Linked DNA regions of Homo sapiens: region 1 is linked to region 2. Evidence: chromatin loops called from intact Hi-C (ENCODE). Cell type or tissue: endothelial cell of umbilical vein. All regions are shown on one strand. Each heading gives the region's core, and the rest is flanking DNA. Links, peaks and the distances in the headings are about the cores only. Region 1 has its middle 240 kb from the start of ANKRD30A. Region 2 overlaps CCNY (cyclin Y).

What was found. Peaks named below come from ENCODE experiments on the same cell type or tissue, not always from the same donor. Only the 100,000 strongest peaks of a DNase experiment are listed, where the experiment ranks them.
Region 1: a loop joins it to region 2, with 6 times the contacts of the local background. A loop is called at or near these places in 3 of 110 quality-filtered maps.

The regions. Positions count from the first base shown.
Region 1 is chr10:36,879,714-36,895,697 of GRCh38, reverse strand. No RefSeq gene overlaps it. Among named protein-coding and RNA genes, the nearest start is that of ANKRD30A, 240 kb to the left of the region's middle. In endothelial cell of umbilical vein, for the core only: CTCF peaks have their summits at 6,360 and 6,562 (motif pointing left); no DNase peak of the experiment used is centred there.
Region 2 is chr10:35,569,161-35,585,144 of GRCh38, reverse strand. It overlaps CCNY (cyclin Y), which reads right to left. Exons shown (of 10, transcript NM_145012.6): 10 at 12,478-15,984. The coding sequence ends at 15,975. LOC107984221 (a long non-coding RNA gene) reads right to left here and starts at 3,698. Exons shown (of 3, transcript XR_001747422.2): 1 at 3,293-3,698; 2 at 1,443-1,563; 3 at 1-1,110. In endothelial cell of umbilical vein, for the core only: a CTCF peak has its summit at 10,153 (motif pointing left); DNase peaks (open chromatin) are centred at 7,084 and 9,974; H3K27ac peaks cover 1,655 bases.

The DNA of each region.
Region 1 (15,984 bases), core at 2,754-10,753, 1.3 Mb before region 2:
ACTTACACTCTCCCAAGACTAAACCAGGAAGAAATTGAATCTCTGAATAGACCAATAACAGGCTCTGAAATTGAGGCAAAAATTAATAGCTTACCAACCAAAAAAGTCCAGGACCAGATGGATTCACAGCCAAATTCTACCAGAGGTACAAGGAGGAGCTGGTACCATTCCTTCTGAAACTATTCCAATCAATAGAAAAAGAGGGAATCCTCCCTAACTCATTTTATGAGGCCAGCATCATCCTGATACCAAAGCCTGGCAGAGACAAAACTAAAAAGAGAGAATTTTAGACCAATATCCTTGATGAACATTGATGCAAAAATCCTCAGTAAAATACTGGCAAACCAAATCCAGCAACACATCAAAAAGCTTATCCACCATGTTCAATTTGGTTTCATCCCTGGGATGCAAGGCTGGCTCAACATTCAAAAATCAATAAACGTAATCCAGCATATAAACAGAACCAAAAACAAAAACCACATGATTATCTCAATAGATGCAGAAAAGGCCTTTGACAAAATTCAAAAACCCTTCATGCTAAAAACTCTCAATAAATTAGGTATTGATGGGACGTATCTCAAAATAATAAGAGTTATCTATGACAAACCAACAGCCAATACCATACTGAATGGTCAAAAACTGGAAGCATTCCCTTTGAAAACTGCCACAAGACAGGGATGCCCTTTTGCACCACTCCTATTCAACTTAGTGTTGGAAGTTCTGGCCAGGGCAATCAGGCAGGAGAAGGGAATAAATGGCATTCAATTAGGAAAAGAGGAAGTCAAATTGTCCGTTTGCAGATGACATGAATGTATATCTAGAAAACCCCATCGTCTCAGCCCAAAATCTCCTTAAGCTTATAAGCAACTTCAGCAAAGTCTCAGGACACAAAATCAATGTGCAAGAATCACGAGCATTCTTATACACCAATAACAGACAAACAGAGAGCCAAATCATGAGTGAAATCCCATTCACAATTGCTTCAAAGAGAATAAAATACCTAGGAATCCAACTTACAAGGGATGTGAAGGACCTCTTCAAGGAGAACTACAAACCACTGCTCAATGAAATAAAAGAGGATACAAACAAATGGAGGAACATTCCATGCTTATGGATAGGAAGAATCAATATCGCGAAAATGGCCATACTGCCCAAGGTAATTTATAGATTCAATGCCATCCCCATCAAGATACCAATGACTTTCTTCACAGAATTGGAAAAAAACTACTTTAAAATTCATATGGAACCAAAAAAGAGCCCGCATTGCCAAGTCAATCCTAAGCCAAAAGAACAAAGCTGGAGGCATCATGCTACCTGACTTCAAACTATACTACCAGGCTACAGTAACCAAAACAGCATGGTACTGGTACTAAAACAGAGATATAGACCAATGGAACAGAACAGAGCCCTCACAAATAATGCCACATATCTACAACTATCTGTTCTTTGACAAACCTGACAAAAACAAGCAATGGGGAAACGATTCCCTATTTAATAAATAGTGCTGGGAAAACTGGCTAGCCATATGTAGAAAGCTGAAACTGGATCCCTTCCTTACACCTTATGCAAAAATTAATTCATGATGGATTAAAGACTTACATATTAGACCTAAAACCATAAAAACCCTAGAAGAAAACCTAGGCAATACCATTCAGGACATAGGCATGGGCAAGGACTTCATGTCTAAAACACCAAAAGCAATGGCAACAAAAGCCAAAATTGACAAATGGGATCTAATTAAACTAAAGAGCTTCTGCACAGCAAAAGAAACTACCATCAGAATGAACAGGCAACCTACAGAATGGGAGAAAATTTTTGCAACCTACTCATCTGACAAAGGGCTAATATCCAGAATCTACAATGAACTCAAACAAATGTACAAGAAAAAAACAAACAACCCCATCAAAAATTGGGCAAAGGATATGAACAGACAGTTATCAAAAGAAGACATTTATGCAGCCAAAAAAACACATGAAAAAATGCTTGTCATCACTGGCCATTCGAGAAATGCAAATTAAAACCACAATGAGATACCATCTCACACCAGTTAGAATGGTGATCATTAAAAACTCAGGAAACAACAGGTGCTAGAGACTATGTGGAGAAACAGGAACACTTTTACACTGTTGGTGGGACTATAAACTAGTTCAACTATTGTGGAAGTCAGTGTGGCGATTCCTCAGGGATCTAGAACTAGAAATACCATTTGACCCAGCCATCCCATTACTGGGTACATACCCAAAGGATTATAAATCATGCTGCTATAAAGACACATGCACACGTATGTTTATTGCAGCACTATTCACAATAGCAAAGACTTGGAACCAACCCAATGTCCAACAACGATAGACTGGATTAAGAAAATGTGGCACATATACACCATGGAATAGTAGGCAACCATAAAAAAGGATGAGTTCATGTCCTTTGTAGGGACATGGATGAAGCTGGAAACCATCGTTCTCAGCAAATTATCGCAAGGAGAAAAAACCAAACACCGCATGTTCTCACTCATAGGTGGGAATTGAACAATGAGAACACATGGATATAGGAAGGGGAACATCACACACAGGGGACTTTGTGGGGTGGGGGGAGGGGGGAGGGATAGCATTAGGAGATATACCTAATGCTAAATGACCAGTTAATGGGTTCAGCACACCAACATGGCACATGTATACATATGTAACAAACCTGCACGTTGTGCACATGTACCCTAAAACTTAAAGTTTAATAATAATTAAAAAAACTTAAAAAAATTCTGCTTAGTAACTAATTTAATCAAATATTTTACTCCTAAGTTTTATTTTTTTTCCATTTCATACTTTTCTATATTTGGGTACTCTAGAAGTTTGCAATCTGTGAAAACTAAAGATTCCTCATGTGAAATGGTAAGAATTTCTTTGTTTATTCATCATTTTATATTGTTCATGTTTTTTCACCTATTTTTATATTTCAAAGTCTCTTTTTGTACTTTGGAAAGGCCTTGTGTCTTATCATTATAGATAAAGGAAATAGTCACAATATATGAAAAAAATATAAATTCAGTATTCTAATTTTCTAAAAGTATGTTTTTATGGTTGATATATTGGCATTGTATGTTTTTGTACAATAAGCATAATTCAGAGTGAGGAAATACATCTGGAAGGAGTCATGAGTTCCAACTATGATTATCTCTGCATAGTGAACATGAGGGATTTTTAACTTTTCAATAATAGTCTGTTTTCCATATTTTCTGCAATAATCATGTATTATCAAAAATAATATTTGTTTTAAAACTAAAAATAATAACTAGAAATAAATATATTCACACATATAAATGTGTTTACATTTAAAGGTATAAGGAAGTATGTAGCATGTAAACATGTGTATGAACATATAAATAGAAATACAGATGTGTAGACATAGATCTTTGCTGCACTCTCTGCCAGCCTACTTTGGTGTTTTTTCATGCAGGTGATTAGAAAACATAAAATATACATATTCTTATGAAGGAATAAATTTGGATATTTGGTAAAATTATATATATTTATATATAAATACATATATTTAAAATAAATTTATAAATATACATATATATGTATAAAATAAACATTACCCAAAACTCAATGAAAATACCACACGTACTACAAACTGATGCACTTGCATGCGTATTAGGGGCCATCGGTCCCCTGTGGCCTTCATGCCACCTACTAGCAGCCTAGGGAACACTTAAGCCAGCAGGAGTCCTTTCCTGCCAGGTCCATGTCACTGGTCATAGATGGGAAACACCTGGCCATTGCCCTTTAACGAGAGACAGTCCAAGGGCCATCACCCTCCATTGGGAAAAATGGCCAGTTTCCCAGAACTTGTGTATCAGGTTAGCTGGGCTTCTTTCGAGCACTTCAGGTGGGGGCAATACAATTAGTTTGGTGAGAAGAGAAGTGGCTTTCCATGGAGAGAAAGAAGTGTCTGAGCCCTCAGGATGCACTGGGAGCAGAGAAAGCAGGTGAGGTAAAATGGCACAGGATGGAGGGGCAGGCAGGCCAGAGTGAGACTGCACTGAGTGCCCTCGAGAGCATTTGGGGACTAAGAGCAGCAGCATGACTTCCCTCAAACACTGAGGGAAGCGATGGCCCTGACGCCCAAAGTCAAATTCACAGCTGCATCTTCCCACTGGGCCAATCAACACTGGGTGGGGCCTCAGCTTTGGGAATCACTGATCTGGAGGAACAGGGAGCCCCAGGCTGTTGGTCTGGAGTGTTTCACACATTCAGGGTCCCAGCTAAGACATAGCGAGAAATAGATATATCCACATTCAGAAACGTGTTTGTTAAAGATATAAGGGCATATTTAACATATGTGAATATATGTATCAGCATATAAATAAATTAAGATGTATATATATATACATGTATATATTTATACAGGAAACTGGGTAGGGCTTTCTGCCTGTCCATGGTGGTGTTTCTCCACTCAGGCAAGAAGAAAATCTATCTCCCTATCTATCTATCTATCTATCTATCTATCCACACATACATAAATATATACATATTCATATAAATCAGTGAATGTAAATATTCTGTATAATCTGTATTTATATATAGAAAAACATGTATGAACAAATATATAAATATAGGAATATATGTATAAGTCTCTATGTATAAAATAAACATAACCCAAACATGTTACCCCAAATCCACACAGATGCACTTGCACTTATATGAGAAGCCACTGGGCCCCCTTACCACAGACTGGCAGTGGAGTGAAACAAAGAGGCCCAAAGTCTCCTTTCCTGCCAGTTCTGTGTGAGCCTCCACAAATGACAAACACCTGAACATGGCCCTTTGATCAGATCCCGCCCAAGGGCCATCGTCCTCTAGTGGGAAAGCTGCCCACTTATCCAGAAGCTGTCACTCAGGACAGGGACTCCTTTTTTGATAGTTGAGGTGGGGACATAGAGAGGCATCCCGGTTTGGGGGCGTGGAGAAGAGGCTTTCCAGGAGGATGAAAACAGGCTAGGTCTGAACACACAGGAGGAACTCGGCGCAGCATGAGTCTGGGTGCAGTAAGGGTGCTGCGGGCCTGAGGGTCAGCAAGGCCAGAACAGGATGGCTCTGAATGCTCCTCAGAGCATTCGGGGACCAGGAAAGTGGCCCCCAATTTATTCTGAAGACTACACAGACCTGCATGAGCCTGTTATGGCAGGCTCCAGCTGCATCTCGAGAAACCAGGGCAGACTCAGAGAACACTTGGATTAAAGACACCTGGGAGGGAGGCTGAGATGGGTAGATCACTTGAGGTCGGGAGTTCAAGACCAGCCTGGCCAACATGGGGAAACCCCGTCTCTACTAAAAATACAAAAAAATTAGCCGGGTGTTGTGGCAGGCACCTGTGATCCCAGCTACTAGGGAGGCTGAGGCAGGAAAATCGCTTGAACCTGGAAGGCGGAGGTTGCAGTGAGCCAAGATCGTGCCACTGCACTCTGGCCTGGGCAACAGAATGAGACTCCATATGAAAAAAAAAAAAAAAAGACACCTGAGAACCCACAGGCTTGAGGCTTCTTCTAAAACTTTGAGAATCATGGAAACGGGTCTGGCTTGACAAAGCTTTCTTGTCCACAGTGTAGGTGGTAGATGAGGAAAACCAGGTCAGAGGCAGATGCTGGACATGGCCATCCCCAGGGGATGGATGATGCCTTTCAAAGAACTCGGCCCCAGCTTGTGGGTGAGGCAGGTGTGTCCCAGGAGGCTGAACTATGAGTGCAAAAGTGGAGAGTCCACCGGGATCCCTGAGGTTCCAAGCCTGGCATCTGGCCTTGGGTGCCAGCAGCAGTGCTAGCTTTCTGCACAGACTTTGGTTCGCCAAATCTAGGCTGAAAAATGTATTGTCTTACACCCAAAAGAAAGCCCCATCTCTTCTGTCCTTTGAAGCTCAGGGAGGTAGCAACCAGATGGAACAGAGGTGCCTTTCCACTCTTCCAGGGGATAGACAATCAGTGGGGCTCAGTGTGTGGAAACTGCTTCTCTGGAGAAATGAAGCAGTGGGGTCTGCAGGTCTGGAGTGCTTCACACATACAGGGCACCAGTTAAGGCATAACTCGAAAAAACACATACACAAATCCATGTCTATATTTTTAATATATGAAGAAATTGATAATCTATATAAATATATGCATCAACATATAAATAAATAAAAATTAAAACATAGATATTTATACATGGAACTTTTAAGAGCTGTTTCCCTTTGTGGTGGTATGCCTCCAGGCAGGAACAAGAAAGCCTACATATGTAAATTAATACATAAAAATATGTATTACTTAATAAACTTATATAATCACATAGATTTATATATAAATATGCATGTGTGTACATATATTCAGATATGTATGTATGTATACTCATATATAAATCATAAACCCTCAAGCATGTGGGTATACACACACACACGTATAAACTAAACATAACCCAAAAATCTCACACAAAGACACACACACCCCCACACACAAATGCACGTACTTTTACACTCCTGGCCATTGGGCAATGCTGCCACCTACTGGCATGGAGCCAAAAAGCCACATTACGTGACCCCTTTGCAGATGGTAAACACCCAGCCTTCCTTTTGAAGCAGGGCTAGTCCAAAGGCCATCATCCTCTAACTTAAAAGCTGTCCACATCGCCAGAAGCTGTCAATCAGCATAGGTGCTCTTGTTTTGGATACCTTAGGTGGTTGCATTCAAGGGTGTCCTTCACGGCTGACTGAACTACGCAGGAGCAGGTGAGGTTTTCACAGCACAGCTGCATCTTCCCAGTCCACCAGAGCAACCACACTCAGTGGGGGCTCAGGGATTTGGAATCTCTACTATTAGGGAACAGTGTGGGGCACACTGTGAGCCTGGAGTGTTTCACACATAGAATACACAAGCAAAGATATAACCAGAAATAAATATACACACAAATACGAATATTTAAAATGTATCATGAAATATGTGACATGTGAATATATGCATCAACATAGAAAGAATTAAAAACTGATATACAGGTTTTTATACATACAGTATCGTAGTGCTTTTTACCAGACTGTGGTGCTGTTTCTCTATGCAAAAGAGTAAAAACCATCTACACACAAACACACACACACACATACATATGGAAACTATAACATTATACCCAAAATATACTTCTTTGACATATTTTGAGATAGCCTTTCAGAGGGCCTGCAATCAGAAGGAGCCCTACAAAGTTGTCTTTTGCAGGTGAGATTCGCAACTTTATAGAAAAGCCGCATTGATAGAGTCATAATTGAAGCTCTAAGGCCCTCCCTTTTCTGGATGTAAGAAAGATGAACTGAGAATCTGACACATTTAGAGGTCTGAGAAAAAAAAATTACCAACTCTTTCTCTGAGGGCTACCACCTGTGAGGATTCTTGTAAATAACAAGACCACCTTTCCTAGCCGGGCCTTTCTGTCTCCTCTGATAACTGGTTTTGCCACCATCCCCTGTTTTGCCACTATCCATGCCCCTATTCTTTGTGTTACCTGAAGATGTCATAAAACATCAACCCTTTGCTTCTCTTTGAGTTCCTATATTCTGCATATTTCATGTGCACATATTTCAAATGTATATACATTTGCATGCTTTTTCTCTGATTAATCTGCCTTTGGTCAAATGTTACTTTAGAGAAACTCAAGAGGGCAAAGGAGAAGTTTGCCCTTGGCCTGTACAATGTATCTATACCTCAGTAAATATAGATATCATATATACAGACATAGGTGTATAATATATAGGGATAAATATATAGACATATATAAATTTAAATATATAAAATAAACACAACCAGAAAATAAACACACACAAACATAAAAGCAGATGCAAATACATTTACACTAGGGGCCACTAGGCCATCTTACCACCTGCTAACTGTGAAGGGAGACACAAAGATCACAGGAGATTTTTTGTTTTGTTTTGTGGGTTTTTTTTTTTTTTTGAGACGTGGTGTCACTCTGCCACCCAGGCTGGGGTGCAGTGGCATGATCTCGGCTCACTGCAACCTCTGCCTCACAGGTTCAAGCAATTCTCCTGCCTCAGCCTCCCCAGTAGCGGGGATTACAGGCATGGACCACCACGTCCAGATAATTTTTGTATTTTTAGTAGAGATGGGGTTTCTCCATGTTGGCCAGGCTGGTCTCGAACTCCTGACCTCAGGTGATCTGCTTTCCTCGACCTCCCAAAATGCTGGGATTACAGGTGTGAGCCACCGCGCCCGGCCTGACCACAGGAGTTTTACCCCGTCACTTCCATGTGACCCTACACTGATGGCAAACACCAGCCCACCACTGTAACCAGACCCAGCCCAGGTGCCATCACCCTCCAGTGCAAAAGTTGTCCACATCCCCACAACCTGGCAGTCAGGATCGGTGCTCTCCTTTTGAACACCTTAAGTGCTTATGTGGTGCCCCGTTTAAGTGGGTGGAGAAGAGCCTTTGTGCAGAGAGAAAGAAAGTCCAGGTCTGAGCCTTCAACACCTGCTGGGGGCAGTGTGAGTGCGGGAGGAGCACGATGGTAAAAGGCCAGAGGGACAGTGAGGCCAGGGAAGGTCTCTGCTGAGGACCATTGACAGCTTTCAGGAACCAGGAAAATGGGTCAGATTCTGAAGGCTCCTCAATTCTGAGGAAGTTTGTTCCAGCCAGTTTCATCTGGATTGAGAAAATTCTGCAGTTGTTCTTGAGGTGCTTGAGGAGTCAGGTGCATGAAGTTTCTTTCATAAAAATAAAACACATGGAAAACAGGGTTCTGGCTTTCTAGACTCCGAAATTGTTGGCAGGCAATGAAAACCACATCAGAAAAAGTCTCTTGGACACTGCTGACTCAGTGAATGGATAGTGTCTGTCACCATACTAAAGCTTAGCTTGCGCAGTGATGTGATGCTATCATGTCAGATATGAACTGTGCATGCACAAGCTGGGAAGCTACAGAGAGCCCTGAGGCTCTGCGCTAGGGATCTAGTCTTGGCCAGAAGCACTGCTAGCTTCCCAGCTGGCCTCTGCATCCAAAGGCCAGGCTGAAATACATGGACCTACAGAAAGCCTCGTCTTTTCTATTTTTAAAATCTCATGGAGGTACCAACCAGATAGGACTTGAATGGAAAATCACCTGATATTACCCGGTTCCATAGGCTTTTGGCATCTCCATTCATCCCAGAATAGCCAGTCAGCTCTCTCTGCTGTGTCCTAGAGCACCAGGAAACGAATAAATAGTCCTAGAGTGAGACACAAAGGATAAAGCCAAGTATCGGAGGTGAGTGGCAAGGCAGGCAGTGGCTCTTCTGCCTCATCCTCTCTGCGTGAGCATATCGGGAGGAGGTCTGGGTGACAGCAACCATTTGGAGTCTCCTCCCTCCTCACTGGAGAGTAGTAAGACCTGAGGTCTGCAATGACCCTACTGTCCTTGCCTTTGTTGGGGGTCACTCAGCAGCCAACCCCCTATGCTCTGGGTTTTTAGTTCAGATTTTGATGATTCCTGGGGGGTGCTATAGAGTTGTCACGTGCCTTGACAGTAAGTGTATGGAAGCTAGGTTTACTCTGGCAGAAAGAGAAGTACAGGGACTCCTTAGGAGCAAAGCCTCTTCAGAAAAGAAGAATTGAGCTCAGTCATCTCCTTCAGAAGTGCTGGCTCGCTGCTGCTTCTACACCTCACCGTACTGGGGGAATCTTTTGTGCGGCCACCCTGGGTCCTGTCTGCCTGGACGCTCACCCTGCAGATAGCTCTCTGCATTCAGCAGGGTCTGGTCCAGGCCCTCTCATGGAGGCCGGAGACCACTCTACTCTTCTCCACACACTGCAGAATTCTGGGGAGGAGAGGAAGGTGGAACACACATTTTCTTCCTGCTTCTCTAGGTTGCTGGGTCATCTCTCTTCTTCTTTTAGCTACAAACTCACAGTCTACCCCCTTCTTCTTCTTTACAAGTCCCTTGGGTCCTCCAAGGACCAAAGTAAAAAAATGTTTTAAAAATGTGCAGGTTCATTCTACTTCCACCCTGCCACGTAGCTTCCCCGAAGTGACACTGCACAGGTTCTTCCATCTGCTTGTGGGGGAGGAAGTTCCATCTGCTTGTGGAAAATAAAAGACAAACAAGGGATACAATTCAATGTTTAAAAAAATAATATTTAGGAAAATCAATCATAAAGATATTGATTATAAAAGCCCACTATTTTGGTATAAATTTGTCAAATAATCAAAAGAAGAGAATCTCATTTCCAAGAGTTTATTCAAGTGAAAGCTGGGAAAACCCCTTCATCTTGGTAAGTGTAGGAGTGGGAGAAATAGCATGCATAAGTCATTATTTATAGACAGCCATCCACTTCTTAGAATATGGTCACTGTATTCATACAGCACTGTTTTTGAGGCCTACTAATAGTGCTTTATTTGTATGTATGTATGCATATATGTGCACAAATATCTATTTCCTATAAAACATATAGTTAATATAGCTATCTTACATAATGATGAAATTGTGTGTAATCACTATAATATATAGAGAAAAATATACACATCTATAAATGTAAATGTATAAAATAAACACAGCTGGAAAATAAGCACACACAAACAAAAAACAGGTGCAAATACACTTATACTAGGGATCATTGGGCCCTCTTGCCAACCTGCAAATACATTTATATGAAATTGTGTGTAAAATTGTGTGTATGCAATTGTGTGTATATGATATAGATACAGAAATATATATGTATATAAATATAAATGTATACAATAAACACATCCATGTCTCATGCATAAAATCTCCAAGTAAAGGTCATCTAAATTTAGTGTATGTTGCAGAACAGTAAATGTTGCAAATAAGATCTTTGAAAATGTCTTCTATGGCTTCTTGTCAGGGGAATATGCCCAGGATGTGATGATCGGGACTTAAAGTATATACATAATTATTTTCACTAAATATGAAGAAAATCACCAACTGTGTCTGCATCCTTGAGATAAAGCATGAACATGTCCACATACATTTCCACTAAATTTGGCATAATGCAAATTTCTAAAATTAATAAATTGATATAAAGCGCCCTTTTTTTTTTTGAGATGGAGTTTCACTTTTGTTGCCCAGGATGGAGTACAATGGTGCAATCTCTGCTCACTGCAACCTCTGCTTCCTGGGTTCAAGTGATTCTCCTGCCTCAGCCTCCCGAGTAGCTGGGATTACAGTTGCCCACCATCAGGTCAAGGTAACTTTTTGTATTTTTAGTAGAGATGGGGTTTCACCATTTTGGCCAGGCTGGTCTTGAACTCCTGACTTCAGGTGGTCCACCCGCCTTGGCCTCCCAAAGTCCTGGGATTACAGGCTTGAGCCATCGCGCCTGGCCTAAAGTGCTCTTTTGTGTCATTTATCTGATCCCTAATTTTTCTGAGTTTCCCTTCACATATTTTTAATCTATTAAAGTTTTTCCTACTTTGAATTACATTCATATGCTTCTCAGTGTTCTGTTGGATTTCACAAGTCTTTTCTTGTTAATGTAAAATAGTTTCTTAAAAAGGAATCACTACTATTATAGAATGAGTGTTCTGTGTGTCTAAAAATCCTAGTTTCTTCCCGATATTTATTCTCTCATTTTTTGTTAGTTACTAGAGCCCCACATATTCAGTTGATAACATCATCATCCATGTAAATACTACACTTCTTAGCCTCCCTTGTGGCACAGTGTGGCCATGGAACTAAAGTTGGGAAAGTGAGATAGAGGCAGAATTGTCTGTGACTTCCAGGGATTTTCCTTACTGGAGGAGTTATTTTGTTTTTTTTGTTTTTTGTTTTTTGTTTTGTTTTGTTTTTTCCTCCTTTTTCATGATTGCAGCTTGGGATGGAGTTGTGTTTCCTGGAGCTCCAGCAGCCATATGTGACTCTGAGTAAGGGAGCTGTGTCCTGGGCAAAGCTGGGGAGCGCAGAGTTCTTATGGCTCATGAAGCAGAGCTGCCACGCCAAACCTGGATGACCGAGCCTCTGTCTGATTTTACATGAGCAAAAAGTATGCTCACTTGTCTAAGGAACTGTTATTTGGGGGATTTTCTGTCACATTCAGTTGAACCTTATTCTGTGTAATAGAGGCTGTACATAGATCTACTCCATAAACACAGATTATAGAGAAGAATCATGAATGACATAGGCAATGTGGCTTTGCCGTCGTGAATCGGTCAAGATTATTTACTCCATTTTCACTTCTGGGTACCTTGAATGTAGTGTATGACACTTGTTTCTTTTTCTCTTATCACAATTTTAGCTCATTTAATGACTGCTGGGCTAACCATGGCACATTCTTCTTCTGCATGTACCGTACATCTAGGTTCATGTCACTGTGTGATATCAGTGTCATTGTGACAGCCGTAAGAGGATACAGGAGCACCAGTACAACAAAGTCACCTGTTGCGGCTGATGTGAGTATTCCTTTAGGTTTAAATGAACAGGAAAATGGACACATTGGCAACAGGGAGCTCAAAAACAGTCTGTCAAATGAGGTCACAGAAACTATATGCAAATTTAATTTAAAATGCTGAGCTCTGTCCTCAGTTGCATGTGCCTCTGCACAACAGGTTTCTATTTGGGAAGGGCAGTGTAGTTCTTCTCACATTTTTTTGCTTTGTTTTCTCCCAGGCTTCATGTGAAATCAGAAGACCCATGAGAGGGCATCTGGAGACTGGCCCTAAAGTGCTTTTCTCCACAGGAATGTCACGTGGGCACTGCAGCCAGGTGTCCCAGTTGCCTCTGAGGAGGGCTGCGTTCCCATCTTCAGTGAGGCAGAGCTGAGAGAAAGCAGGCAGGGTTCAGAGTTCCTTCACCCACTTGCTTAAGCCATACATTAAAGGTTCAAACTCAAATAAATCTGAGATCTTACAGAAGCATTTAGAACCACGTATAAAGTATGGATCACTTTTAAGTATTTGAGAATGCACACAAACCACATGAAGCTACTTTTGTTAAAAGTATATGTTCTTTGCAGTAGTGGTTAGTAGTATTCTTTTGTGAGGTGGCTTTTTTTTATTTTTTCGAGACAGGGTCTTACTGTGTTACCCAGGCAGAAGTGCAGTGGTACGATCATAGCTCATTGCAGCCTCAAACTCCTGGGCTCAAGCAATCCTCCCAAGTAGCTGAGACTGCAAGGACACGCCACCACATCTGACTATTTACGTATTTATTTTTTGTAGCAACAGGGTCTTACATGTTGCCCAGGCTGGTCTGGAACTCCTGGCCTAAAACAACCCTCCTGCCTCAGGCTCCCAAACTGCTGGGATTACAGGGCTGAGCCACGGTGCTCTGCTAGCATTTTGTTGTTGTTTTAAGCAATCACCGTTTGGATTCTTAGTTCTCTTAACTTTTAGGTTTTTAACAGTTCAATACACCTTCAAGTGTTCCTTGGAATATTTTTTTCTGGTTTAACTATTGGTTCAGGCAATGTCTATGGCCCGTTATAACGCTAAGACTCTCTGATCTGTATCCATTTGGTTAGAGAACGTATGAGTAAAGCAAAGGTCATTCAATGACTTCACTCCAATACCTTTTCCGTAATCTCTAGTTCTAAAGTTTGCCTAATGCTTTTGGGTATTTCACTCTAATAACTTTTCCGTAATCTCTAGTTCTAAAGTTGCCTAATGCTTTTGGGAAAAAGGTGCTTTTGAGACAAATACTTCAGAGTCCCTGCTCTGCTAATGCAGAGCCAGTCTTAATTAATAGTGAAAATGACATTGTTTTGCCTTATTCAATAAGATTAACTGAGCAAACATTTATTGAGCAGCAATTCTGGACAAGACGTTAAGAAACATACAAAATGGGTTGGGCGCAGTGGCTCACACCTGTAATCCCAGCACTTTGGGAGGCCGAGGCAGGCAGATCATGAGATCAGGTGATCGAGACCATCCTGGCCAACATGGTGAAACCCCATCTCTACTAAAATACAAAAGATTAGCCGGGTGTAGTAGTGGGTGCCTGTAGTCCCAGCTACTCTGAAGGCTGAGGCAGGGGAATCACTTGAACCCAGGAGGCGGAGATTGCAGTGCTCTGAGATCGCTCCACTGCACTCCAGCCTGGTGACAGAAGGAGATTCATTCTCAAAAAAAAAAAAAAAAGCAAATAAAAAAGAAACATACAAAATGATAATAAATTGTATTGACATTAGGAAGCTTAAGGGAAATATGACATACTAATAAATTACCGTAATTAAGGCATAATATAATAATAAAATAAGAGAATAAAGTGTTTTAATAAACATGTTCTACCACCCACAGTTCCCAATGTGCAGCTTCACTCAGGGGAAGTAAGTTTCTAGGCCAGCCGCTAAGGATGCATTTAGTTTATATTCAGCCTCTCAAAATGCAGTTCTGTAATCAGAATACAAAAACAACCAACAACATCACTAGCCCAAACTTCATTACATTTCAGGTAATACTAAAAGTCATACAATGCTTACAACATAAAACTTTGTCGTGGAGAGTATATTCAATAAACCTTACATGTAAAGCAGTAAGAGCTCTTTGCCTACAAAATATAAAAAGTAATTACAAGTAATACTCTCAATACATCTCAGATGCATTGCTATTGTTCGCTGACTTGCTCAGTTGATCCTCTCTCAGTCAACTTATAGCTCTTCCTTACCACTAAGCGGCAGTAAAGGCTAAATAATGACGCAAATCTACTAATCTACTAATATATAATTAATAATAAAATAATATATAATCTACAAATCTACGTGTTCCCTATCCAAGTGAAGTTTTCCCATTATTTATACTTAATAAATAAATAAATAAATGTGAGATGGGATTTTAAACTTCCACATTAAAAAAAAGAAGAGTGGAGGGAAAAGTGGGGAGGGGAGAAATAAAGACATGTGAATAAAACATTTGCTTTACCATTTATCTTTTAAAATGACATGGAATGCCAATTTCAGGATCACTTAATCTTTAAAAAAAACAAAACAAAACAAAACAAAACTGCAGTCTGAACACCGTCCTTACAAACCTGCCAATCGCTGGTTCACTGTGTTAGGTCTCCCATGTTGCCTATATTGTCACTGAATTACACTTGACCCTTGCATGGGATTACCCTCCACCCTGTGGGTCTTCACTAACTAGGACCCCATCTGCCTGCATGCCATGCTGACCACTTTCCTTGCCATCTGTTAGCTCCTTCTTTAGTATTTGATCTTCAGGCCCCCACTTCCCCTTCTAGCTCTTTCTGGCACTCTGGTTTTCTCTGTTCCTTTAGCCCATCCTATCCCAGATCAGCTCTCAGAAACGAAAATGGGGACTTCAGGAGGGAGAAAAGGAAAGCTGTTATTATAACCCTTCCTATCTCATTTTCCTATACATTTCTCCCTTTCTGTCTTAGTCTCTCTCTCTCTCTCTCTAATACACACTCATACACACACAGAGAGAAATTTACATAGTAAGAGAGATTAGGAAGGTAAATTTCTTGGCAGAGTCAGGAAAAGGTTGAAGAGTTGCTGATATTAAAACAAATTTGAATTAAACTTTTTTAGACTTCATAGGTAGCTCCTCTCAAAAAGGTTAAGTTAAGGAATTTTGTTCAGGGCAGATTACAGAATATATGTAAAATATTTGATACTGTTTTGTTATTATTAAAACTCTAATCATATAATTGTATATAATATTTTTAGAGTAAATAATTATATAGTTTATATTTCTTTCTAATCTAGATATGGATTCTTACTTTAGCTTGGATATTTGTTAATCTTTTCACAATCATTGAGATAAAATCAACTTATATTTTATGTAAATTATAGTCCCTTACTGAATACCATAGAATTGTTATCATAAATCTTAAATAAGAGGTTATATGTTTCATATAACTTTCCAAAAATAAAACCAACAGTGTGCTTTGTTTTCCATTATTATGACTCTGGAAGTTATAAAGCTTTTACTATTGCACATATTGTTACAAATAAACAGTTTGACTGAAAATGCGTGCAGTTTCACCTAAAAATAGAAAACAAAAGCTTT
Region 2 (15,984 bases), core at 5,333-13,332:
GCGATGGGCATGAGTGAGGGTGGAGACAACCCAAGGGGAGGGAGCCTCCTGGCCCAGGCACCCAGGCAGATGGGGTCCCTCATTAAGAAGGGACAGGTGTGGGACACAGGGCCAGGGAGTGGGAGGAAGGGTGGCCTCCGTCAAGTAGAGGTGTCTGACAGACGGATGTGAGGACAGCCTGAGCTAGAGACAAAGCCCTGGAAATACTCGAGTAGATGAACTGCTGTTTAATGACCTGTCCATTGGAGGCATTTCGTGGTTCTTCAAAGGTAAGCTTCCATCTTTATCACTTGTATCACAGGCTCTCACCAAACGCAACTTCCCTTCTTGCAGATGCAGTGGGACCTTGATTTCTCACGAGGTGTCAGCTTTTTTGTGGAAGGTCTTGTTGAAGTGGAGATGTCCATTAACCTAACCCACCATAACACATCTTTTCCACACCTTTGATTTTCCGGTCCCACCGCCTCCCTTCATTCCTCTTTCATCCTCTTCTCTCCAAATGCAGCTGCCCTGTTTGCACCCTCAGCTACCTGTTCAAGTCTTTCCAAACAAGCATGAGGTTACGCACCTTGGGCAGCACGACAGGTTGCTACATCAACTATTTTTATCATCCTCTTTCTGCCATAGGAAGCTGGAGCAATCTAGTCTTCGGGCCTGGGCCCTCCTGGGTTTTGGTGAAGAGCCATCCTCCGTGGGTGGCAATTGGTTTGCCTGGGTTGGCTTCCTCCAAGAAAAGCCAGAGGGCTGGAATCATTCAGACCTCCTGAATCCACAGTGAGTTGACTCTCACAAATGAGTGAGCTCATGTAAAGCACCCTCATCTGTAACATTCTACCATCTCCCCCAATCGCCAAGGAATGCAGGTCCTGAGCATCCCGCCTGGGGCTCGGGCTCTAAAACAATAAACTGCAATGCTGGGAAGTTGTGCGCTGTGCCCAGTTGCTCCGGTTATTTCAGGACATTTTCCTGCTCACAGGCCTGATTGCCAGTACGTTTCCGTAGGGGCACCCGGTTGTCCGTCAACTCAACTTGTTTACTCTGACAAGTTTCATGTACAGGCAGAATGTGATTGGGAAAGACGTCTTCATGTCATTGAATACCGAGACTCTTCTAATTTTTATAACAGATTACACAGAGAACAAGATGCATAAGTATATGAAAATATTATTCACAAAATCAAAGATATTTCAACAGCTAGAGACGTTCAAATTTCCCCAGGATTTGGTTCAAAGAGATTGATCATTGACATTCAGGGGAAGCTGCATAAAGGCCATCCCTGATCAGGGAAAGTAGCAGAATGAGGTTGGTGTTGCACTGAATTAGGCTGATTGGGTCCCATGGATGTATTTTTCCTGTGGGCCAAATTTGTATTCTCTGTGAAGTAAAAAAAACAGGCCCGGGGAAATGAAAATGGCATGGGGAAGATTTAGAGCCTGTCTTACCTTGTTCACATTAAATGTTTTTATTGTAGCAGAGTCCTTGGAGCTTATATTTGTGACACAATTATAGCGTTACAAAAGTTTCAGGGAGGAATACGTCAAGCAATTTGCAAAAGTAAAGGTCCTGTAGTGGAGATAATAAAATACAGAACTTCAGTATACTCTCTTGTGAGCAATCTAATAAAATACAGAACTTCAGTATACTCTCTTGTGAGCAATCTCTGCTGCTGACTAGTGAGTAAAAAGATGAAATGTTGTAATTGGACCTAAAAACCTCAAGCACCAGCTAAGCACGGTGGCTCATGTCTGTAATCCTAGCACTTTGGGAGGCCAAGATGGGAGGATTGCTTGAACTCAGGAATTGGAGACCAGCCTCCAGCATAGCAAGATCCTGTCTCTACTAATATTCAAACAAATTAGCCAGTCGTGGTGGCACATGCCTGTAGTCCCAGCTACTTGCGGGGCGGGGCTGAGGAGGGAGGATCGCTCAAGCCTGGGAAGTCAAGGCTGCAGTAAGCCCTGCATTCCAGCCTGGGTGACAGAGAGAGACCCTGTCTCAAAAGAAAAAGATGTCAACAAAAAAACCTCAAGCACCCACAAATGTACAATTTTATGTGCAAAATGCCTTGTCCACTACCAACTGGTGGGCCTTTCAAAGTCCCATTTATTGGAGCATGAAGTCAAGGATGAAGAAGGCACTGTGGATTAACAAACCAGACACCTAATGGGGCAATGGATAGGAAAATATTTTAATGGGTATTTAGTACTAGGTTCTCTAATAAATAGTCCAGTGACTAGTGGAAAAATCCTTTTATATGTCCTTCATTCCTTTCAAGCAAGGAATTTGCACTCACAAGATTTTTTTAAAGCAGTATATTCTTTCTTTTTTTTTTTTTTCAGTCTCACTCTGTCACCCAGGCTAGAGTGTAGTGGCGTGATCTCAGCCCACTGCAACCTCCACCTCCCAGGTTCAAGCCATTCTCCTGCTTCAGCCTCCCTGGTAGCTGGGCTTACAGGTGCCCACCACCGCACCCCACTAATTTTTGTATTTTTAGTAGAGATGGGGTTTCACCATGTTGACCAGGCTGGTCTCGAACTCCTGACTTCAGGTGATCCACCTGTCTCTAAAGCAATATTTTCTTGATTCATCTCTGTCATCAATAAATAAGTCACTAAGATTTCTAGGGAAGCAAAATTAATAGATAGAATCTGAAAATCTAAGAAATCACATGGAGTTTGTTCTTTCTCCCAAAGATTTTTTTTTTTTTTTTTTTTTTTTTTTTTTGAGACAGAGTCTTGCTGTGTCGCCCAGGCTGGAGTGCAGTGGCATGATCTTGGCTCACTGCAAGCTCCGCCTCCCGGGTTCACACCATTCTCCCGCCTCAGCTTCCCGAGTAGCTGGGACTACAGGCACCCACCACCATGCCCGGCTAATTTTTTGTATTTTTAGTAGACACAGGGTTTCACTGTGTTAGCCAGGATGGTCTCAATCTCCTGACCTTGTGATCCGCCCACCTTGGCCTCCCAAAGTGCTGGGATTACAAGCATGAACCACCATGCCCGGCCCCCCAGACCTCTTTTTAACAATGGACCATCTCATTTCACTCCACTGGGAGGTAATAGGGTAGTGTGATTGTGAGTGTGACTTCAGAATCAGACCAGCATGGGTTCTAATCCTGGCTCTGCCACCCTCAAGTTACTTTCTCTTCCCCTAAGTCCTTTCAGCTGAAAAGTGGGAAATGCAGATGCCCACTGCACAGAATAACGGCAGGAATTTTTAAATAATGTAATGAGTGGTTCTTGCATTTGTTTCTTAGAATCGTAAAGTCTGGTCAGGGTGTGTCAGGGGTTACCATGTGGCTGGAACTGGCTCTCCACAGTTTCTTCCACTGACACAGATCTGCATGCCTCTGACCTGTGTATACTGGGGTTCCACGGAGGAGCTCATTGTATGACAGGCCTGTGCTGCTGGAAGTGGACAACGATAACGACTGGTTAACACCATGAGAAGGTGGCCCCTGGCCATTTCTACCTCTGCACGACTGTAACTCTTAAAGGGTCTTCCTTATACTGAGCAGAAATCCATGTCTCAGAAACTTTTACTGATTCCTGGCTCTAGTTCTGCCCTCTCCATTAACAGAGTAACATCCATCTTTCAGCAGTCCTTCCAAGTTAACGTTTCACAGCCCCATCCACCACAGGAGAAGCTGGGGCCACTCCTCCATTAGTTTTTTTGTTTGTTTGTTTGTATTGAGATGGAGTCTTGCTCTGTCTCCCAGGCTGGAGTGCAATGGCTCAATCTCAGCTCACTGCAACCTCCGCCTCCCTGGTTCAAGCCATTCTCCTGCCTCAGCCCCCCAAGTAGCTGGGATTACAGGTGCCCGCCACCACACCCAGCTAATTTTTGTATTTTTAGGAGAGACGGGGTTTCACCATGTTGGCTGGTTATTTGGCCATAGAAACAAGTGACCATCAGAACCAGTTTAAAACCCATTCTCCTTGATCAACGAGGATTTCACATCAGCAGCCAAGGGCAGGCAATCCGCAAGTCTTAAGTAACCACACTGACGCAGGCAAATGCCAACCAATCCCTAAATGCTCTGGGCACTGAAATCCCTGAACTTCATGCTTTCCAAGGCCCTGTGTGAGATCAGCTCTTCCCTTTGCTCAGAGACTGTCTCCTGCTTAGCAAGCAAGGAAGTCGGCATTCTGTTCCAAATGGGGAAGGGTAGGCTCTGCCTTTGATGGGAGGCACACAACTTAGATTGTAAGGAATAAGCAGGGTACCACCAGAAAATGACATGCTGCCAAAGAAATTGAATCAGGAGGGCTGACGGTGAGCCATTATGGGGTGAGACAGAGGGACTGGTGCTACTTTAGATGAGCTACCCAGAAAAGGCCAATGAAGACACAACTTTTGAGATAAGACATGAGCAATGAGGAAATCCATACTGAGACATTCAATGAAAGTCACGGGCTGGGCAGGTTTTGAGATGGAAAAAGCACCTCAAACCTCAAAATGAGAAATTGCAAGCTCAGAAAAATAAAACTCTAGTCCAGCAGAACCTGCTAAAGTAGGGGCCACGGCCTCAGAGAGGGGACAGGTGGTGACCATGCATGAAATCCCTGAGTTTCCAGATTCTCTGAAGCTCTTAAACTGAGACCTGGCGGGAAGGGGATGTCACCTGGGGGCCAGGCAGCAATTCTGAAATAGTAACACATAGATTTCTGCAAAATGCCATTAATAAGCCAGACTTACCATCTGTGTGGGTTCTATATCCAGCAACAATAAAAATAACAGGATCCCCAGACACCATTCTTGCTTGTAGGTGCATTATTTGCTAAGTACTTTTTAAAGCTAAAATGTTGCAGCTGTCTCTTCTCCAAAGACGTGCATGGAGATTGATGTGACAGGTGTGGCCTGCCACGCTCTGTTTAGGGGCAGCTGTAGATTAACTGCAAGTCCTGTTTGGTTGCTGATGACGTGACCTTTGCCAAGTCACCTAGCCTTTCTGCACTTCGGCTCTATCTGAAAAGCGATGGGGATAGAACATCTGTTCTACCTACATCAGGGAGTCGCAGAGGAGATGAAGAAGAAAGCTTTGAAAATTGGAAGTGCCTCAAAATATGAGATCAATACTATGTTTCTGGAAAAATGTTACATTTAAAGTACATATTTGTAGACCGAATGACACTGTACACACTTCCTTAGTTGACGGCCAGAGTCTCCTGTATTTGTGACACGCATCTCTACTAAGACTGCTCTTTCCCTAACACTGTCCTCGGCAATGCTGAGTGGGTGGGCTCCGGACTCTTGGTTCATGTGCTTCCTGCTGGAATTCCTTTCCTTTCTACATATCCAGATTCTACAACACAACCAGTTCAAGCTCTGCCTCTTTCCTGAAGCCGCCTCATAGCTCTACTTTTTATTTTTAATTGAAAAACAATTGTATATATTTATGGGGTACAATATGTTCTGATACATGTTCTACATTGTGGAATGATTAAATCAAGCTACTGAGCAAATCCATCACTTCACGTACTTATTTTTGTGTGTGGTGAAAACAACTGAAATCTACAACTTTGGAATACACAATGCATTTATGATGGTAGCTGTTCGTTCAATAGATCACTAGATCTTACTCCTCCTAAGTGAAACTTTGTACCCATTGGTGCAGCACTCCCCTTTGTTCATCCTCCTCCTTTCCTATCCTCTGATAATCACCACTCTACTCTACTTCTGAGTTCAGCTTTTTTTAGATTCTACATGTAAGTGAAATGATTGGATATTTGTTTCTGTGCCTGGCTTATTTCACATAGTGATGGACACCTAGGTTGCCTCCCTGTCTGGGCTATTGTGAACAGTGTTTTAATGGGAGTGCAGCTGTCTCTCCAGCACACTGATTTCGATTCCTCTGGATATATAGCCAGAAGTGGGATTGCCGGATCATATGGCAATTCTATTTTTAGTCTTTTTAGGAGCCTCCATATTGTCTTCTAGAATGGCTGTAATAATTCGCCTTTGCAACAGCAGTGCAAAGGGGCTCCCTTTTCTCCATACCATTCTCACAGGTGTGATGAATTCTGATAGTTTTCCAGGTGTTTCTTTTAGGTTTTCTTGGTAGCAACCACATTAGCTTCAAGGTTACTGAACACGAGATAAATGACTGTAGAACCCATGAGTGCCTGCAGGAAGAAATGATGTTCAAGAACCACTTTATCTACATTTCTATACCTCCAGCTTTCCTCCTTTTGCTCAAGATGTGACTATGGCTTGATCCCTGTCCTGATCTTCTGGACCTGTGCCTCACCCCATCCACTCACTCACTGGACAGGGCTGGCATGTATTGGGTCCTGGGGTTCAGCAGGGAATGGGTCATACAAGGCTCCTGCCTCCTGAGTCAGCATTCTAGGGGCAGGAGGGCTTGCCACGCTCTGTGGTTGTAGGGGTAGCTGTAGATTAACTGCAAGATCTGTTTGGTTGCTGATGACGCGACCTTGACAAGTCACTTAGCCTTTCTGCACTTCAGCTCTACTGAAAAGCGATGGGGACAGAACAGCTGTTCTACCTACATCAGGGAGTTGCAGGAGAAAGCTTTGAAAATTGGAAGTACCTCCAAATATGAGATCAGTGCTTTGTTTCTGGGAAAATGCCACACCAGACAATAATCAAGTGAACAAGAAAAACAGCAGACAGTGGGGAGAGCCAGGCAAGGCTTATGGTTGGGCAACACAAGAGCAACAAGGAGGGCCCTTCCCTGGGGGGTGGGCTGTGGTGAGAGGAGGCCTGTAAGGACATGGCATTGAAGCAGACGTCTGTTCTACCTACATCAGGGAGTCACAGAGGAGATGAAGAAGAAAGCTTTGAAAATTGGAAGTACCTCAAAATATGAGATCAGTACTGTGTTTCTGGAAAAATGTTACGTTTAAGGCACATATTTGTAGACTGAATGACACTGTTCAAACTTCCTTAGTTGACGGCCAGAGTCTCCCATATTTGGATACGCATCTCTGCTGAGACTGCTCTTTCTCTAACACTGCCCTCAGCTCTACTGAAAAGCGATGGGGATAGAACATCTGTTCTACCTACAACAGGGAGTTGCAGAAGAAAGCTTTCACAATTGGAAGTCCTCCAAATATGAGATCAGTGCTTTGTTTCCGGAAAAATGCCACACCAGACAATAATCAAGTGAACAAGAAAAACAGCAGATAGTGAGAAGAGTGAGCAATGCAGGTATCAGGGGGAAGCACGCCAGACAGAAACAACAATGCAGAAAAAGTTCCTGAATCGAAACAGAACTTGGTATACTTAGAGAACACACTAGACAAAAGGGAGAGTAGGAACGAGAGATGTGACATTTGTCAGGTCCTGTGATTTCCCACTCAGGAACATGGCACGTCTCTTTCGTTCAGGTCTTTCGTGATGACTGCCGGCAAAGTTTGGCATTTTCTTTTTGAGATGGAGTCTTGCTCTGTGGCCAGGCTGGAGTACAGTGGTGTGATATTGGCTCACTGCAACCTCTGCCTCCTGGGTCCAAGTAATTCACCTGCCTCAGCCTCCCAAGTAGCTGGGATTACAGGTGTGCACCACCATGCTCAGCTAACTTTTTGTATTTTTAATAGAGATGGGGTTTCACCATGTTGGTCGGGCTGGCCTCGAACTCCTGACCTCAAGTGATCTGCCCACCTTGGCCTCCCAAAGTGCTGGGATTACAGGTGTGAGCCACTGCGCCCGGCCGGCATTTTCTCTATTTAGGAATTGCACCTGTGTCGGTTTCCTAGGGCTGCCATAACAAATTTCCACATGCTGGATGGCTCACAACAACAGAAATTTATTCTGTCACTGTTTTGGGGGCTGGAAGTCCAAAATCAAGGTGCCAGCAGGGCCATATGCTCTGGAAACTCCAGAGAAGGATTCTTCCTTGCCTCTTCCAGCTTCTGCTGGCCCTGGCCAACCTTGGCGTTCCTTGGCTTGCGGCTGCATCATTCCAACCTTTGCCTTCACCTCCACAGCGTGTTGTCCCTGTGTCTGCCGACTCCCCTCTCCTTACAGGGATTTAGGCCCACCCTAGTCCAATATGACCTCGTCTTAACTAATTACATCTGCAAAGACCTTATTTCCAAATAAGGTCATATCTGTACATTTCAGGTGGAAATGAATTTTTAGAGGGCACTACTCAATCCAGCATAGCATGTTTCTAGATGGGTTTCTCCCTAATCAGTGGCAGTGAAAGACCATGTAGCATAGTGATGAGAAATAAGCTCTGGATTGGGCCAAGTGCAGTGGCTCATGCCTGTAATCCCAGCCTTCCGGGAGGCCAGGGCAGGAGGATCACTTGAGTCCAGTTCAAGACCAGCCTGGGCAACACAGTGAGATCCTGCCTCTAAAAAAAACTCTGGTATCAGGCTTTCTGGCTCTACCACTTACTGACCAGGGTTTTCACCTCTCCAAGCCTAATAAGCACCTTCATCCGGAATAATAGTAGCTACCTCATGCAATTGTTATGGGGATTAAATGAATTAACAAATGTTGAGTGCTTAAACTGTGCAGGACACACTGTAAGCATTTAATAAATGTTTTTGTTCTTTGACATAATTTGCTCCTATTTTGTGGTTTGGGTTTTTTTCTTAAGAGACAAGGTCTTGCTCTGTCACCCAGGCTAGAGTGCAGTGATGCCATCACAGCTCTTTGCAGTCCCAAACTCCTGGGCTCAAAGTGATCCTCCTGCCTCAGCCTCCTGAGTAGCTGAGACTACAGGCATGTGCAGCAAAATAGCAACACTTTGTTGCTATTTTTGAATGGCATCTCCATTATATTCTCTAATTGATTGCTGCTGGTAAATTAGAAAACTCAATTTTTGTGTACTAATCTTGTAACTATAATCTTACTGAATTCTTATAATTTTCCAGTTGTTTCTCCTAGATTTTCTTGGTAGCAATCACATTAGCTTCAAGGTACTAAAAAAATACTGAACACAAGATAAATGACTATATAACCCACAAGTGCCTGCAGGAAGAAATGATGTTCAAGAACCGCTCTGTCTACATTTTTATTACCAAAGACAGGTTCAGAGATTCCACCTCATGCCCATGCTAGGATGAAGATGTGTTTAGGATGAAAATGTGTCTGTTTTCATTGATCCAGCCCAAACACAGCTTTTGAGAGCAGGGGTCCGGGTTTTTCATCTTGACACAGTCTCATTGTGTATGATGCATGGTAGATTACCGGTACTCAGGATTTGGACTAACCTCAGGAACACATTATCTGTTACAACTTACCGATGGTTCACCCCAGAAGTGTGGCGAGAACTGGTCTTTCTTTTCCTATGTGTAACCTCTGAAGTACATGTGGCCCTTCTCTCCACCTTGTGGCCGTCCAGGCGGGAACCGTGCTGCCTGTCACACCCACTCCTTGAGCACCAGAACTAACTAAATTCTGTGGCAGTTTCCCATTGGTCTTCAAATCTGTGTTCCTCAGCAATGCCTGTGAGGCCTGGGCTGATCAGCTCTTCTCCAACCACATCTCCATCCATCTTCCCTTCTCCCCATCTCTTCCACGGAGACGTCCACTCAAAAGGTCATGTCCATCAAGCTGCCACCTCCTAGTTACTATCATAACCACTCAATTTCCCTCCTGACACTTACCAAGATCCTTTTTACACGCTAACTTATTTGACCATCTGCTCCACTAGAACATCCCCCAAGAAAGCCATATCCATCCCCAACATGAATTAGACAGTGTCCAGCTCAATATTTGTTGAAGGAATTACGTCAGTATAAAACAAGTACACATTTTCTAGATAATATTCTAGAACAGGAATTTTGTTTCGAGTTTTGCTTACACGTAAGGGGCCGTGGCTCAGCACAGGATGCTGCACAAGCTAGGGAAGGAGCTACCCAGCATTCTGGGCTCTGGGTGCCTCACTCTCGGTTTTTCCACATCCTGTATTTGTTGTTTTTCAAAGATTGCAGGGGTGACTAAACCTCTTATTAGTCTCGAGGTTGCTCCTGCAAAACCCAGCATAACCATAACGGGATATTAGGGACGGAAAGGCTCTGGAAGTCACACATTTCTCTGTTTTAAAGATGAAGTGACTCAGAATTGATCACAGCCATGGGACCTGCCAGACCACATGCCTGCTGCATTGCACCAAGGCCTGGTCCTGGGGGGTCCTGCCCCTGCAGAGTCATCATTACCACGCGCTGCCCCCTAGTGCTGGTGTCTGCACGGGAGGAGGTGCAAAATCCTTCTCTTCCGAGGTTGGCTTCCTGAGCTTTGGTCAGCAGGTCTAAGGAAGCATTGCTGGAGCTCACAGAAATGAAGCAGCATCCTCTTCAGGACAGAGGCACTTGGCAGTGGATTCACACACCCACTTCCACTGTTTCGAGATTTCCAGGATCCACCAATGCAGACAAGAACTCACAAACCAGGTCCAGGAATGGCCAACTAGAGGCCACGCTGAGCATTCAGCTGTACTTGGGAGAGCTGGGGAAGAAGGGACAGCAGCGGAAAACTGGGTACCCAGGTCCTGTAAGACCTGCTGCTTCTACCCATGGCCACCCTTCTTTAGGAGAGGACCTGGAGAACACAACCGACTTCCCCTCGTCCTGGGTTTTCTGTCACCGTTAGGCTTGCACTTGGCTTTTACTATGTCCACCCTTGCTACATTTAGAGGAGCGTCCAACAATTGTGGCTGAATGGCTGAGCAGAGTGTGCTCAGAAACAGACTAAGACAGGTGATGAAAACAAGAGTCTCCCTCACAGCCAAGGTCACTGAGAGGTCCAGAGAGGTCAAATAATTTGTCCAAGGTCACAGAGCAAGTTAATCTTTTGGACTGAGACTAAAACCCAAGGTTCCATGACAAAAAAATCAATACCGATGTTAACATCTTATGCATAAATTCTCGCTACATTTAATATTTCTATCCCAAACTATATTTTGTAATGCCATTCTTTTATCCCTTATTTGAAATAACTTATTTATATGAACAAAAATTCTTAAAAGGAAAGCCCCCCACTGAAACCAAGTCCCTTAAAGGACACTGGAAAGTTTATTGAGACCTGTAGAATCTGAACATCATTAAGTCAGACATCATGTTTGAGTTCACTTCTTACTGTAACAGGTTCTGCAGAACTCTTTTCACAAAAACCTATGAAGGACAGATACAGTTGCCAGGCCAAGTCCTCACCCAGCTGCTGTGCCCAGCTCAGACCTGCCACAGTGCACAGAGACAGCAGCTGCCAGATTAAGAAGCTCATTTTGAGGTTGATCACTGCTGAGAAGAGTGACAGACAGGACCTTTAGCCCCTTCACATATGCAAACTTAGTAAGAAAATCTAACAGGAAAACAGGCAGGGAGCCTGCTGACTTGGAGGTACGAACTCCAGCCCCACCACTGTGACTGCAAGCACTCCTGGGCATCTCCCCAGCCCTGTTTGGGTGCAACAGCTCTAGCAGGGCGCTGCATTCAATAACAGCAAGTCAGCACCTTAACCAAGCTGTTTGCAGGCCTTGGCTTGAAATCCATGCAGCTAAAGACATAACACCCTGGGAGGGTGAGGCAGGAGGAGCACTTGAAGCTGGGAGTTGAAGACCGGCATGGGCAACACAGCAAGACCCCATTTCTATAGAAAATTTAAAAATTAGCCTGGCCAGGAGCAGTGGCTCACGCCTGTAATCCCAGCACTTTGGGAGGCTGAGGCCGGCGGATCACTTGAGGTCAGGAGTTTGAGGCCAGCCCGGCAAACATGGTGAAACCCCATCTCTATGAAAAATACAAAAATTAGTCAGGTGTGGTGGTGTGTGCCTGCAGTTCCAGATACTTGGGAGGCTGAGACAGGAGAATCAGTTGAACCTGTGAGGCAGAGGTTGCAGTGAGCTGAGATTGCACCACCGCACTTCCAGCCTGGGCGACAGAGTGAGACTCCATCTCAAAAAAAAAAAAACAAGTAAATTAGGTGGGCATGGTGGCACAGGCCCATCGTCCCAGGGAGGCTGAGGCGGGAGGATCACTTGAGCCCAGGAGTTGGAGGCTACAGTGAGCTATGATTGTGCCACTGCACACCAGGCAGAGTGACAAAGTGAGACTCTGTTTAAAAATATATATATATTTAAAAATAAATATATATATAAAACCCAAGTTAAGTATCCTGTTCCTGTCTCAGTGCAAGAGCATGTTTCTTGTTTCCTTCTCTTTTTCAACAAGGGTAGGACCTCATCATGGCTGACTTTTCAGAAGATAATGTCTTTAAGACCCACCCAAGATGCTGACTCCAATGACATCAAGGGAGATAAAGTGGTTTCAGACAAAATGGGGTATCAATATGAAAGTGACATGTTCTATTAGGTCTCTATTGTGCAACTTCTCAATTGCTGGAGTAGCTCTCATACTTTTGTGAGTCGCTCAAGAACACAGGGCCAATACCACTTTCTACCACTGCTCTTGCAAAGAACTGGTTCACTCAGCATCCATAAAACCTGTTGAATTTTATCTCAATATACTAACTCAAAAAACACAGCAGGAAGGCAGGCACTACTTTGTTCTATGTATATATTTATTTAACATTTATTAAATACCTACAATAACCAAGAATCATGTTTTATTTTTAAAAAATTTCAAATCTGGGCCAGGGGCAGTGGCTCACGCCTGTAATCTCAGCACTTTGGGAGGCTGAGGGGGGTGGATCACTTGAGGTCAGGAGTTTGAGACCAGCCTGGCCAACGTGGTGAAACTCTGTCTCTACTAAAACTACAAAAATCAGCTGGGCATGGTGGTGGGTGCCTGTGATCCTAGCTACTCGGGAGGCTGAGGCAGAATTGCTTGAATCCGGGAAGTGGGGGTTGCAGTGAGCCCAGATCGCACCATTGCACACCAGCCTGGGTGACAAGAGCGAGACTCCATCTCAAAAAAAGAAAAAAAAAAATTCAAATCTGTAAAATATGGCCCCAGGTGAGAAGTTACCAAAAGCAGCAGGAAAAGTTTAAATCATTCACTCCCCAAATTTTGCTTTCAGCTTAGCTTAAAGGAAACCCCAGGATGGAGATGGCTCTGCCCAAGCCCGAGAGCAGGCAGACAGGAAAGCCAGCCCAGAAGAGGAGGCAGGTACAGGTGCCCACACCTCTGGCCTCACCTCATGCATGAAGGCACATCCCGATCTTGGCAGGATTTCTCATCTGCCCTCCAATTTGGTTTTAAACTCCTGACTTCTTCTTTCCCTTTTTCTAGTTAAAAAAAAAAAAATAAGAAAAGTAAAACAAATCAAAAAGATTCATCGGGATATATATTTATTGTCCCAATGACTTTATTTGTTGTTTAAATCAAATATAAAATTAAAGTAACAAATTGTGTCGTTTCCTTCATCCTTAATGACAAAAACTTTCCATTCAAAAACTACACTAAGACAATGTGTTCCTCAATAGTAATCCAGCTTTAATTGTAGAGCATTAATTCGCCTTACAAACAAATTACAGTCACTACGATTTATCAGTAAGTACTGTACTGGTTTTGTGTTTTCTTTTGGCAAACTTTGAACAAATCAGAGAAGAAAACATAACTATTCATCATCATGTAGAAAAAGAAAAGAAAATGAACCTCAAGTATCTACCTATGTGTCAAGTGATTCATCCTGCCAGTAAAACTAAAATCTACACTTACAGCGGAGTTTTAAACATCCTTAGTGCAAGAAACATAACCAATTAATACAGATCAACACTAATTAATGAATATGGAAAATTTTCCTATACAGAGGTAGAATCCAGGGCACAGGCTAAAACAGTATTCAGTAGTCTAAACAAGACTTGAGTCTGGTTTTATGGAATCCACTTTAAATTTTAGGTATCAGACTGTATGTACATACATACAATAAATAGACTATACAATTTTTTTAAAGTAGTTTAATAAACTCCACAAAATAATAGCAGATGCATTGAAATATTTACATAATTCGATTTTCAAATCTCTCATTCAAATAAAAGGGATAAAAATAAAATTTCTGCCTTTACGGCAGCAGAACCTCTTTCCTGAAATGGATTGGTAAAATAAGATACTTCACTGGAGAGGAACTAATTTATGTTTAAGAGGTATTCATATTCAGCTAAGAAAATACAACCCTTTTTCAGCTATATAGATTAGGGAATATAAAATGATATTTTCTACATTTTTTGACCTGTATTCAAAGTTCTAAATTCAACTTTGACTTGAAGAGAGAAGGTGATTTTGGTACCCATACAGAGTAGATCATCACAATTACAATGGAAAGATAATTAACGTTTTATATGCTGTTTATTTGCTTTTGAAAGTTTGGGTCAGAAAGGCTGTGATAATAATTCTGGCCCAAACAGGTATGCTTATACCTGACACAAATTTCACTAAAACCTAACACTTTTGGCTTGGAGTTCTTGGGATTTCGACTTTCTGAGTCCCTTCCATTTCCAAAGCATGTTTCATTGAGAGCAGGCAATGTTTGGGGATCAGGTGTATGATTCAAGACTAATTAAGATGCCAAAGTTTTCCAAGCTCACATGGGAAGAAGGTGAAACACAGACCTGCTGCTGCCACTGGCCTCCCAGAGACTTGAAAAGGGAAACAACTCAGAAACCTGTCACTGTGACCTAAGAAAATATGCAAAAACCCAAAGCATTACATATGCAAGTGACTCACACTCTTAGATTTCATATCAAATTCACTATTTGATATTCTATCATCAACTTTCATTTTACTTGATATAAAAGATTCTTATTGAGTCCATAAGGAAATCAGGGATCGTCAGAAAATGAAAAAGTATGGTCATAATTAATGAAGCATAAACCTTCACAGTTTGAATTTTGTAGAACTTCTCTAAGCACCCACAATGAAAATGCAAGTTGAGTTTTTTTTAATTCAATCATTCTGTGAAAAATACCTCAGTAAATAGTAACATTTTTCCCTTCAATGATCTTCCCACTGGAATACCCAACCCACCCTTGTTTTTTTTCTTTTTCTTTTAGATTTTTTAAAAATTTTATACAAATAGACTAACTTTGATTTAAAGTAAACATATAAAAATTGAGAAGAATATTGCTTGCAACAATGGACTTGGAAGGAGAGGAATGGATTAGGCAGGGGTACAAAGAAATGGCTCCTACTCGGTAGTTCCAGGCACATGCCCAGCACTCTGCAGAACTCTCACAGGGACACCCTCTGCTGCACCGTGTCCTTCAGCCCACAAAGTCTGACTGATTTTGTAACAACAACTTCAGGTCAGGAAAAAAACAAATGCAAGAAAATCGGAAGGCACAAGCACCCATGTGATCTAGAATGTTCTTGGGGTGAGGAATAAGGAGGGAAAGGGATACTTTTGGTTCAGCACTACAGTCAATTTCGCCATTGTTGAAGAAAAACGGTATAAAATAAGGGTGTACAGAAATGGAACAAGCACAGCCCACTGGTGAGGAAGAAAGCTCAGAAGACAGCGCGCAGAAATAGTGCAGAGAGAAATGACCAGTACTATTTATTTGGAAGTCTGCGCCATGGTGGGTACAAACTACATCCCCTGCTCTGTGGGACCAAAATCAAAACAGGGCAAAAACAAATGAACAAAAATACCCCCATCCCAAAAAAGCAGCAGAAGGAATGCAAGAAGTCTTACAGGACACACTGGCCCAGCCCTGGGTGCAGCCAGCTCTGCATCCACCGCTGCGCTCGCCAACTTCAGCTACCGCCCCCATGGGGACTCCAGAGGGCCGGGCTGCTTAACCATTTTCCCTGCCTCTCCACGACTTCCCTTTCCCTTTATTTCCTCCTCCAGGATTCGAGTCCACTTCCTCCACGAAGGAAGTGCTGTTGCTGACAGTGGGGAGAGCGAGCTGGGATCTCCAGGGCACTGACGCTTCCTCCAAGCCTTGCTGCATGGGCGCTCATCCAGGCAGCTTGACGGAGCTATGCGTAAAAAAAGAAAAGGAAAGAAAAAACAAAAACAAACCCACCCCAAGTCTGTCTTTTCTCAAACTAAAGGAGAAACTAAGGGATGGTGTGGCCTCCGGCGGGCCTCCGTAGTTAAGAGATG